2 separate regions of the Mus musculus genome follow, and region 2 is linked to region 1. Evidence: chromatin contacts called from ENCODE Hi-C or POLR2A ChIA-PET data. All regions are on one chromosome and are shown on one strand. Each heading gives the region's core, a stretch centred on a gene start or an enhancer-like site at or near the end of the contact. The rest is flanking DNA. Distances are from core to core; before and after follow the strand shown.

Region 1 (5,117 bases), core at 2,009-4,508:
AGCCCTGTGCTCTCTACCCAACCCCAGAGCTAGAGCCAGCCAAGCACAATGCAGCCTTCTCTCCTCCCAGTCCCATCCCCACAGCTGCAACTGCAATGACGCTGACGACCTGCAGTCTTTTCTTACTTCTCTATCTTGGTACTTAATTGCTCCTTAGCTACTTATAAGTTTATTCTCCATCACGCTTGAGACATGGCTAACTTCCGGATGTCTGCATTTTTGAGCTATCCAGTTGGAAGTCATGTGGAACAGTGGAAAGAGTGAGAAAGCATTAAAAAACCGATTGTCTTCAAATGGCCGCTTACAGATTCTGTTCCTCCAAACGCTGCACCTTGTTCTGCAGCTCCCGATTCTGAGCTGTGTATTTCAAGACCCTAGAGGACAACATGGATGTGAGGACACGTGGATTTCAAAATATTGTGTCTCCTCCCTTCAAGACCCTCCAGGCTTCCCCCGTGTCCATCCTTGCTTACCTGCTCTCCAGCCCCACGACATACACCTTCTTCTTCTTGCGGCTTTCTTGAGCTGCTCTCTTGTTACGAATCTTCCTCCGCACTCGTTTCAGAACTTGTTCCTCCACCTAAGAGAAGATGGGGGAAAGGTCACCCACAGTATGTTATTATATGCCTGTATGTTATACCTATATATACTACATAGGTATGTTGGAAGACAGCTAACCTTCTTCCCAATCAAATACTCTCCACAGCCTCTCTGTCAGTAGGCATTTACCTTCTGTGTGAACACCAAGGAGCAGATATTCAACACTAGAAAGCCAGACTTTTTATTATTTTTTATGTGTTTGGGTGTTTTGCCTGCATGTCTGTATAACGTATATGTATAATGGGTGTGCCTAGTGCCCACATAGGCTAGAAGAGGGTGTCAGATCTCCTCGGATTGTAAGCTGCCATGTGGGAGCTGGGACTTGAACTCATGCCCCATGGAAAAGCAGAAAGTACTCTAAACCACGGAATCATCTTTCCAGTCTCTAATTAATTTTAAAAATTCCACTTAAGCTAGGTGTGGTTGTACATGCCTGTAGTATCAGCACTTGGGAGGCAGAAGAAGGAAGTCAGGATTTCAAGACCATCCTTGGCTAGGGTAGTTTTTGAGGACAGACTGAGCTACATAAGACCATGTCTCAAAACTAACAACAACAACATCTACCCTTATCCTAAAGCAACATCAATCTTCTTATAATTTCCATTCATTTGATTTTCCTAGAGTCTCTAAAGTGATATAGAATATATCCTTATCTTAAGGTACTTTCAACTTTTTTTCTTTCAGAAACTAAAACTGAATAAAGTTAACTCTTACATTCTCTGATAATGCCTGTCAAACTTGGACACTAGCCAAGAGTGACATCATACACTTGTAATCTAGTCCGAGGGAGTTAGAAGCAGGAGAATCAGGAATTCAAAGGCATTCTTTCCCTACTACATAGTTTGAGGCCAGCCCAGCCTGGGTTTACAAGACCCTGCCTTAACAACAAGGGCCAGAGGGCGTGGCTCAGCAGTGAGCATTGATGAACATTCATGAGGTACTGTACTCCAATCCCAGTGGGTAGGGGAATTATGGCATGCTCTGGCCAGTGTAAAGGAAGACAAGACAGTTACTATCCTAGGGACAGAACCACTATTGATAATTTCCAAGTTCCGTTTCCTTTCCTCCCAATATATTGCTCATTCATCTTGTAATAGTGATAGAGGGATAGGGGATGGTTTCTCACATAGCCCAAGCTTGCCTGAACTCAACATGAAGCTAAGTCTGTCCGTTAATGCTGATCCACCTGCCCCAAATAAGTAAATATCTACATATCAGAAGTAAGACAATATTAAAAAGGCAAATGACATTAAAAAAATTTGCCACAAAAACTAGATGCAGTATTCTTGTAATCCCAGCACGTGGGAAGTGACTTTGAACTTGTGAAGACCTTCCTGCTCCTGCCTCCAGAGTGCTAGGGTTATAGAGGGGTGCACCATCATGTCCAGCTTTGACGATTGTTGATGTTGTTAGACTGAGTCAGCCTCTCAAGCATTTCTACCACTGAGTATGATTCGAGGTCCCAAGATAACAACGGAAGCTATCAAGGCCCTTCACTTTCAAGGCTCTGTACTAAAGTTACATTTAAAACATTATCTTTTGACGTGGGTGTGTGTTTGGAGATGAGAGAACTTGTAGGAGTTGGTTTGTCCTTTTGCAAGTGATTGATATGAAACAAACTGAGCTTGCCTACTTGGGTTACCAACCCCCTCCAGCCTTTGCTCTACCAACAGGAGCCTTACCTTAGTGAGAGGAAGGGTTGAGGGCAGAGTGAGCCCCTCCTTCTCCAAGAGCTTCTTCTCTTCCTCGGTCAGTATCAGCCTAGACATCTCCTAAGGATGGAGGAAATAGTGAAGAGAGCAGAGTTGCATGGAGCTCTCAGAGCAGTATGGGGGATCTTGGCTGCTGCAAAGTGAGGTAATCCTGAAAAAAAAAATCAAGTCCAGCACCTGTTCCGCTGCTCTTTCCTCCCCTGGCAGTGGAGTCACGTGGAACCCCTCCTTTTCGAAGCTCTCAGTATCTGCAAAAGGGAAAGTAGAACCAGCTAGCCCAGTGAGCTCTCTCCTCCCCCACAACTTATCATTTCACACTCACCTAGATCTATGGAGACGTGCTCCTGTGGAAGGGAGTAGTTGTGATCATGGAGAATGGAAGAGCTGGAAGAGCCGAGAACATCCCGCGATACTGAGGGACTGAGCAGAGAGCTCAGTAAATCCTCTACCTCCCAGTCGCTCAGTTCTTGCACGGAGTTCTATCAAATTCAAAGGCCTTGATTTATTTCCGTACCTTGGGTCTCGCGGACATCCCTAGCTTCCCCCACTGGGAACACCCACCCACCCACCTCGGAAGGTGACAGCTCTAAGTCCAGCGGAGCCTTCACGTCCGGCTCAGTCGCAGCCCACAAATCTCCGCTTTCCTCTAGCAGGAAGCCCAGCAGGTCCTGATCACCGGGATCCAAAGCTAGCAGATCCTGACCACCAGGATCCATTTGGGATATCTATGGATAGAAATCCCTCCGCGCAGATCCAACCTCCGAACCTCAGGCACGACCCCTCAGTCTGTCCAGTCGGCTCGACTTAACCTCCGTCACTCCGGGACAAGGGCCTAGCTGTCACTCTAAACCGCACCCGTCTCTCAGCTTCTGTATTCCTCAGCTTCCAACACAACGGAAGTGGTGCACATAGCCCCGTGGAATCCTGGGACTTGGAGTTCTCTCCAACTCGGAAGTGGCTCCTGGGCTGCGCCACGTCCCGGGGGCTATGCAAATTATGGGGACGTCCTTTCAAGCTTCCCACGCCCCAGGGCGGGGATTCTGAGGATCCTTGTCCGCCTTCGCCTCGAGCTATTAAAAAAAAAAACTTAAGCGTTTAAAAGGGAACTCCAGCTTAGTTCGGGCGTTCTCTCCAGAGCTCTGCACGCTCGCTTCCTGCTGGGGAGGGGCGGCCAGGCTTCGCGGGCGCCCGAGCATCGAGAACTACGGCCAGAGCAGCTTCCTGCAGTCTCCGCTACCATAGAGCGCGGGCCCAGGGCGCCGCCGGCGGGTGGGGGACGTTTCCAGGACGGAAGTGGCCGAGAGTGTGTCGAAGGGAGGGCGAGGCCGGAGCCCCAAAAGCGACCGGGAGAAGGAGCGGGTAGCGGGCCCAGGGCGGGGCGCAGAGCCGGGCAGCGCAGGTAGGCCGGACGGGCTGGGCCGAGCTTCTAGGTGGGGCTGCGGGATCGGGCCAGCCCGGGAAGCGGCGGGCGGGGCCCCCAATCCTCCTGCATATCCTGTGTCTGGTTAGGGAGGTCAGGGTCCAGTATGTTTCGGTTTGGATTTGGAATTAAGCTGGCCTTGTTGCGAGAAGCAGGCCCTTTCGCGGGGGTAGACAGTTCTCTGTCTCGGCTAGGTTTGGGGACGGGTAGAAATGGGGTGGCAGTGAGGCACTGGGTGGCAGTGAGGCACTGGGCGGGGATGGGCTTTGGTATTAGCCGATAGTGAGTAAGTGGTTAGGAAAACTTGGGGTGAGTTTGGGTTAGGTGCCGTCGCGTTTAGGAAGCAAGGATCCCTTTAGAAGTTAAGAAGGTGAACTACATTCTAAACATTTGCTGCACGAGTCAAGTCTGTTTCGCATATGTGACATTTAAACTGAGGTCATTATTTTCTGCAATGACCAGCATTAAGTCAGAGTACAGGATCGGGTTAAGGATCAACAGGAATTGGCTTAGATGCCCGTTTTAGGGATTAAAGGCCGGTGTCATGGTCAGTATTAAGAATAAACAGTGAAAAGGTTAATTAAGAACCAAGTTACAAATGAGCTTTAGAACTGCAGGGTGGGGTGGGAGGGAGTATTTAGGGTTAAATTTGGGGGATTTGGGCCTAAAAATAAAAGCCAGATTAGTATGGGTGTCTTCTGGGAAAGGGGTGAATGTCAATGTATAGGGAAATAGGAAATAAAGTCAGCATTAATGTTAGGAATTGGTGATAGCGTTAGGGGTTGAGGCTGCAGCTACAGCTGAGCTGGTAAAATGTAAGAAGTTGGCAGGAAGTAGCTACCTTTGTTTTGTAGTGAGTTCTCTTATTCCTGTGCAGTTACAGAGGCCTCTTTTACCCAAAGAAGTGCTAGAGCTCTGGACCTCAGCTAGAAGTGCCAGGACTCTGCTTTCTCTAGTCTACTGCCTAAGCACAAGGCTTCCAGAGGCCACCACCACTGGGAGACAGGGATTTCTGGGCTGTGATGTTTACGAGGTGGGAGGTGGGAAATGGAAAGAGACCCAGGAGTCAGACAAGGTCCTAAGTGAGGATGGGGAATAGGAAGCCTGTGACTGAGGGGAAGCTGACCAAGGGAACGCTGTCGACTAAATGATGACAGTTTGACTCGAGCCTCCCTCATTCTCCACACACTGCCTTCTCTCTGTCTCTTTGCCCTCCCTGGTCCCACATTGCATACCTTTACAGTTCCTTACAGATACTGTCGTGGTCTTTAGCTCGTCTCCTGCTGTTCATCTGAACCATTTCCCACCCCCACACCCCTGTCTCTGTCTCTTGATCCACACATCCTACTTTACTTCATGTCCCTCAAACCTGAGCTTTCCCAACA
Region 2 (5,401 bases), core at 1,590-4,089, 540 kb after region 1:
TCTCAACAAAAAAAAGAGGAGGAGGAGGGAGAAGAAGAGAAGAAGAAAAGGAAGAAGGAAGGAAGAAGAAGAAAGAAAAATAGGAGAAAGATGATAAAGAAAAAGGAAAAACTAAAGCCAGGTGTTGGTGGCACATAGCTTTAGTCCACAGGCAAGCAGAGTTTTGTGAGTTCAAGGCCACCCTGGTCTACAGAGTGAGTTCTAGGACAGCTAGGACTACACAGAGAAACTGTGTCTCAAAAAAGAAAAGAAGGAAGGGAAAAAGAAAGAAAAACCAAGAGTTGACCGGCCCCTTTGTGTTTTGGGACAAAGCTTCAAATGGTTCTTAACGGCTCTTTCTCTCTGGTCTTTCTCTTTAGGCCATGGGTGTCTATGGGGCTCTCACCAAAGCCCCAGTGCCCGGAGCCCAGAACTCCAGCCAGAGCAGAAGAGATGTCCAGGCTACAGACACGAGTATTGAAGAACTGGGTAGAGTCAAGCTCAGTTAGTAGAGATGACTCGGCCAGGGAGTCTAGGGGCCGGGAGCTGCTCTCAAAAAAGATTCTGGTTCCAGCCTCCCGGCCAAATTTTAGTTTTTATTTTTTTATTTGAACTTACTAATCATGTAATAAAGTGACCAGTGGCAAATGGGAAACTGTCCTCATTGATTGGGGGATGAAGTTAGGAAAGCCACTCGGGTCGTCTTTGGCCGTCCACTTCCACCCTTCAGTCCAGGTCGGTGTGAGGAGTTGATTCTCCACGCGTGACAAGGATTCACTTCATGTGAAGTGAAGTCATCCTGTCGTCAAGAGAAACCTCGGCTGTACGGGGATTGAGGCATGGTCTGCTGAACTGCCAGCTGCACAGTGGTGCAGGGGCTTGGGGACACACGGGAAAGGACAGCTTGCCCTTATGGTATGGCGGTCTTAAAGGGCAGAGGGTGTAGACTATTAAGCTATTAATAAACTAGGGTTTACAAAAGCAGTTGAGAGATGGCTGTGGTGATGCAGACTAACGGACTGTGAGATCAAGGCCAACTTTAAGTACTTAGTGGGACCCTGTCTCAAAGCAGCAATAACAGAACTGAACCCCAGAGGTGTCTGCTTTCACAGAATCCAAGTCAGGGTGGCAATACAAGGAAGCAGAGCGTGATAAAAAGTCATAAGCCAGGCTGGTAAGGTGGCTCTGTGAGTAAAAGCCTCCTGCAGTACAAGCCGAATGGCCTGAGTTGGATCCACTGTAAGTTCAAAGTGCTCTGGTGAACCGACAAGTTGAGAGTTCCAGGAAACCTCGCTGAAAATTATACTTGAGCTCAGACATGAAGGAGGAGAGAGAGACCCATTCAGATGCCCATTGGCAGAGCATACCTGGCTTATGAACACAAGAGCAAAGAAACTGCTGTGCTGTGGCTGAACGGTTACCAGAAGCAAAGCAGCAGCAACTAGATGTATTTAAAGGGGGAAGAGGGACTTACGTGTAAATTTGTAGGACCCCTATAGGTAGGTGCCACACATTTACTAAGAAGATAAAAGTTGTTTTTTCCTACTGAGATAAAACTCACATACCATACAGATAACCCACTTTTTTGTTTTCTAGAGCAAGGGTCACCGTGTGTAGCCCAGGCTGATTAAATGCATGTGACCTAACCTGCCTATACCTCCCGAGTGCTGCCATACTCTGCCAGCTTACTCATTTCATGTTTTCAAGACAGGGTTCTCAGTGCAGCCTTGGCTAGAACAAGCTCTGTGGACCAAGCTGGAACTCAGAGAGATCCGCCCGCCTCTGCCTTGAGAGTGATGCCTTCAGTGAGTGTTTGCCACCGCTGATTTTTAGGTGGTTACTGTTTTGAGACAGTGTCTCCTTTATCCCAGGCTGGCCCCAGAGGAGCTGTGGTGTCGAGGACGATCTTGGTGGTTAAGAGGATCCTGCCTCTGCCTCCCAAGTGCTGGCATCTCAGACGTGTGCAAGTGTACCAGGTTTTCTAGAATGCTAACTAAAAATCAGGCTGGGTTAGCCCAGGTTTTTGCGAATGCTAAGCAAACTCTGTCAATTGGGATTAAAGGTGTTTGCCACCACCACCTGTCATGTATAAGTTTTTATTTAGATGTATTTTTAAAGACAGGTTTTTTGGGTTTTGTTGTTTTTTTTTTTTGTTTGTTTGTTTGTTTGTTTGGTTGGTTGGTTGGTTTTTTGAGACAGGGTTTCTCTGTAGAGCCCTGGCTGTCCTGGAATTCACTTTGTAGACCAGGCTGACCTGGAACTCAGAAATCCGCCTGCTTCTGCCTCCCAAGTGCTGGGATTAAAGGCGTGCACCACCATTGCCCGGCTAGTTTATGTTTTTTGTTACTGTGAAAAAGTGCTCTTGACAAGAACATCTAAAGGAGCTAGTTACCAGACAGTTTTAGTTCATCACGGGAGGGAAGTCTCAGCAGTGAGAACTTGAAGCATGGGGCTGGGAAGATGGCTCAGTGATTAAGAGCATGTACTGCTCTTGCTGAAGACCAAAGTTTAGTTCCCAGCACTCAGACCTTGTGTTGAAAAACAACCAAAAATGGACAGTGAGTCTGGAGAGAGGGCTGAGTGGCTAAAAGCAATTGCAGCACAAAGTGCATTGTACAAACATACATATAATAAAATGCTCGGTGGTCCCTGGGCTTTTCTTCTTTCATGCTTCTGTACACACCCAGTCATCATCCCCCTCTCTTAGACCTTGCCCTCATTTATGAATTACTGAACCTCCTATCAAAGTTTTCAGCCCCACGTTTCTTGTCGAACTTCCCTGCTGGTGCCGGCAGGCGGCGACAAATCTCCTGGTAGGGCGCTCTGTCAGGCTTGCACACCTCTGTGGTGCCAGACAGCGAGCCCTGCCGCTGCACTTCCGGGCGCGGATCCAGGTGAGCCAAGGTCTCCCTGTTACCTCTGTTACTGTCACCCCTAGGACGGGTGTCTCAGCTTACTGCCGGGGTGCCCAGTATCAGAGGGAGCATGTCCAGGTGTTGGCCGGGTTCCCACCGGAGGAGACAGAGCTGCCGGGACTTCTGGATCCCAGCTTAGCTCAATGGGCTTTATACCGGGCTTCCTGGGGACGTCGTTCCTTCGGTTTTTTCTTGAGCCTGGCCGCCCGGAAGCGGAGCAAGACTCCTCCCCGTCGTTTCCTCGGTTCCCGCCAGGCGGCGCCGTTTACTCAATCCAGTTAATCCGTGTGGTTTCTGTCTATTGCCACCCTGGAAATGTTGAGTTAGTCCGAAGAGAGCCATTGAAATGGACTGTCAGAGAACAATCTACCTACCATTTGGAATAGTCTTCCTCCTAGACTGTGGTTTGACAGCATTAGATCTCCCGGTTGGATATGCACAGGCTCCCGTGCTCACCCCCAGAACCTGAATCGGTAGGTGTAGCCTGGGCGTCAGGTTGAGATCCAAGGTCTCAGCCTCTCACCGTCAGATGGTATGACTGGTAGAAACAGCTGCAACGAGTTAGCTATGGTTTGTTTACGTCCTGAAGTTTATAGCAGTACGTGATTGTTGTTGGGCATTGTTTTGAGAGCCAAAACGTCCATGGTTTCTTCGCACCCCAATGAACATTCTCTTCTCTCCCAGGATGCGGAAGGTGTCTGTGCTCCTCTTCTTAGCCTGGGTCTGTTTTCTTTTCTACGCTGGCATTGCACTCTTCACCAGTGGCTTCCTTCTCACTCGTCTGGAGCTCACCAATCAAAGCAGCTGCCAAGAGCTCCCAGGCCCTGGTCCCTTGCCGTGGGGAAGTCATGGAAAGCCTGGGGCTTGCTGGATGCCTTCCCGCTTCTCCAGGGTGGTTTTGGTACTGATAGACGCTCTGCGGTTTGACTTTGCCCAGCCTCAGCGCTCGCATGTGCCTGGGGAACCTCCTGTCTCCGTGCCTTTTCTGGGAAAATTAGGTTCCTTGCAGAGGATCCTAGAGAGTCAACCCCACCATGGCCGGCTGTACCGATCTCAGGTGGACCCCCCCACGACCACCATGCAGCGTCTAAAGGCTCTCACCACTGGCTCGCTGCCGACTTTCATTGATGCTGGCAGTAACTTTGCCAGCCATGCTATAGTGGAAGATAATGTCATCCAACAGCTCAACAGTGCAGGTCAGTATGTGCCTCTGGGGACTATAGAAGCTGGGGAGCCAGGACTTCAGGTACCCAGCCGTATATTTGGCTATGGTGTAGGGAAACAGAGAGTAGAAATAGATGGGATCTTGTGTGTAGAAAGGCCCAGAGATTTTTGTCCTCAATGAAGCTTCTAATCTGCACAAAATGTTTGTTTGTAACTCGTGGGAGCATCCGATTAAGGAAGAAATGAAGATAGGAATTTGCAAGGATGGAGAAAAAAGGGTAGAGGGATCCAAGTTATGTTCACTCACTGCTTATGAAGAGAGCAGGTCAAGGGCACTGCATTGCGCATGTGTCTTTAATCCCAGCACTCAAGAGGCAGAGGCAAGAGGATCTCTGAGTTCCAGATGAGCCTGGTCTGTAGAGTAAGACCTGTCTCAAAACAGGATGTGTGGTTGGGATAGTACTCTCAAGAGTGTGCTCGTGCGTGCGCACGCACACACACACACACAGCGTATGGATGTGACATGGTACACTTATGGAGGTGAGAAGACAACTTTGGAAGTTGATTTTCTCCTTCTACCCTGTGGGTTCTGAGTATTGAACTCAAGTGGTCCGGATTGGTGGCAAGCTCTTTGACTCACTGAGCTGTCTCCCCTTGCCCTTTGTGTTTTGTTTGTTTGTTTGTTTGTTTTTTTCTAGAGTCTTCTCTTATAATCTCCCCTGTTCTGGCTCTCACATGAACAAGATACGATCGATCCGATTCCCCTCTTGTCTCTACAGGAAGGCGTGTAGTCTTCATGGGAGATGATACCTGGAGAGACCTCTTCCCCGGAGCCTTTTCTCAAGCTTTCTTCTTCTCATCCTTCAATGTCAGAGACCTGCACACAGTGGATAACGGCATCTTGGAACACCTCTATCCTACCCGTGAGTAAGAAGCGCTCAGTCCCTCACTGACCCCAGGAGCTGTGGAGGGTTCCTTTAGTCTGCAGACTCTGGGTCCAGCAGCCTGGGGCTTATACCACTGGGTGCAGAGGAACATCAAAGCCTGATGGAGGGAGGCGTGGGCTTCACCGCCCTGTGCTCAGTGTTCTCCCCTCCACAGTGGACGGCGGTTCGTGGGATGTGCTGATCGCTCACTTCCTGGGTGTGGATCACTGTGGTCACAAGCACGGCCCTCACCACCCTGAAATGGCCAAGAAACTTAGCCAGATGGACCAGGTGATACAGTGAGTGTGGGGTGCTGGCTGAGGGAGGGGGTTGCATTTGAGAATCTCAGGATGTAGGATTCCACGAGGGAAAAAAAATCCTGTGTGGAGCCTGGATGAATTCTATATATGTATGTAT

The links. Hi-C counts contacts between places; a loop is a spot of excess contacts on that map. ChIA-PET counts read pairs that join two places held with the same protein, here RNA polymerase II (POLR2A).
Region 2: a loop to region 1 is called in a map of regulatory T cell, with 3 times the contacts of the local background. The contact joins the promoter of Pigo here to the promoter of Tln1 in region 1. A Hi-C loop is called at or near these places in 7 of 37 maps with a recorded cell type or tissue (T-helper 17 cell, T-helper 2 cell, gastrocnemius and 3 more). POLR2A ChIA-PET finds 5 or more read pairs at or near these places in 3 of 5 experiments (Patski and embryonic stem cell).

What each region holds. Positions count from the first base shown.
Region 1 is chr4:43,560,724-43,565,840 of GRCm38, reverse strand. It overlaps Tln1 (talin 1), which reads left to right and starts at 3,258. Exons shown (of 57, transcript NM_011602.5): 1 at 3,258-3,711. Creb3 (cAMP responsive element binding protein 3) reads right to left here and starts at 3,183. Exons shown (of 9, transcript NM_013497.4): 1 at 2,882-3,183; 2 at 2,635-2,791; 3 at 2,490-2,560; 4 at 2,283-2,372; 5 at 474-580; 6 at 306-374. The coding sequence starts at 3,028.
Region 2 is chr4:43,023,252-43,028,652 of GRCm38, reverse strand. It overlaps Pigo (phosphatidylinositol glycan anchor biosynthesis, class O), which reads left to right and starts at 2,839. Exons shown (of 11, transcript NM_001305386.1): 1 at 2,839-2,873; 2 at 3,579-4,090; 3 at 4,838-4,981; 4 at 5,160-5,283. The coding sequence starts at 3,580. It overlaps Stoml2 (stomatin (Epb7.2)-like 2), which reads left to right. Exons shown (of 10, transcript NM_023231.2): 10 at 360-963. The coding sequence ends at 488.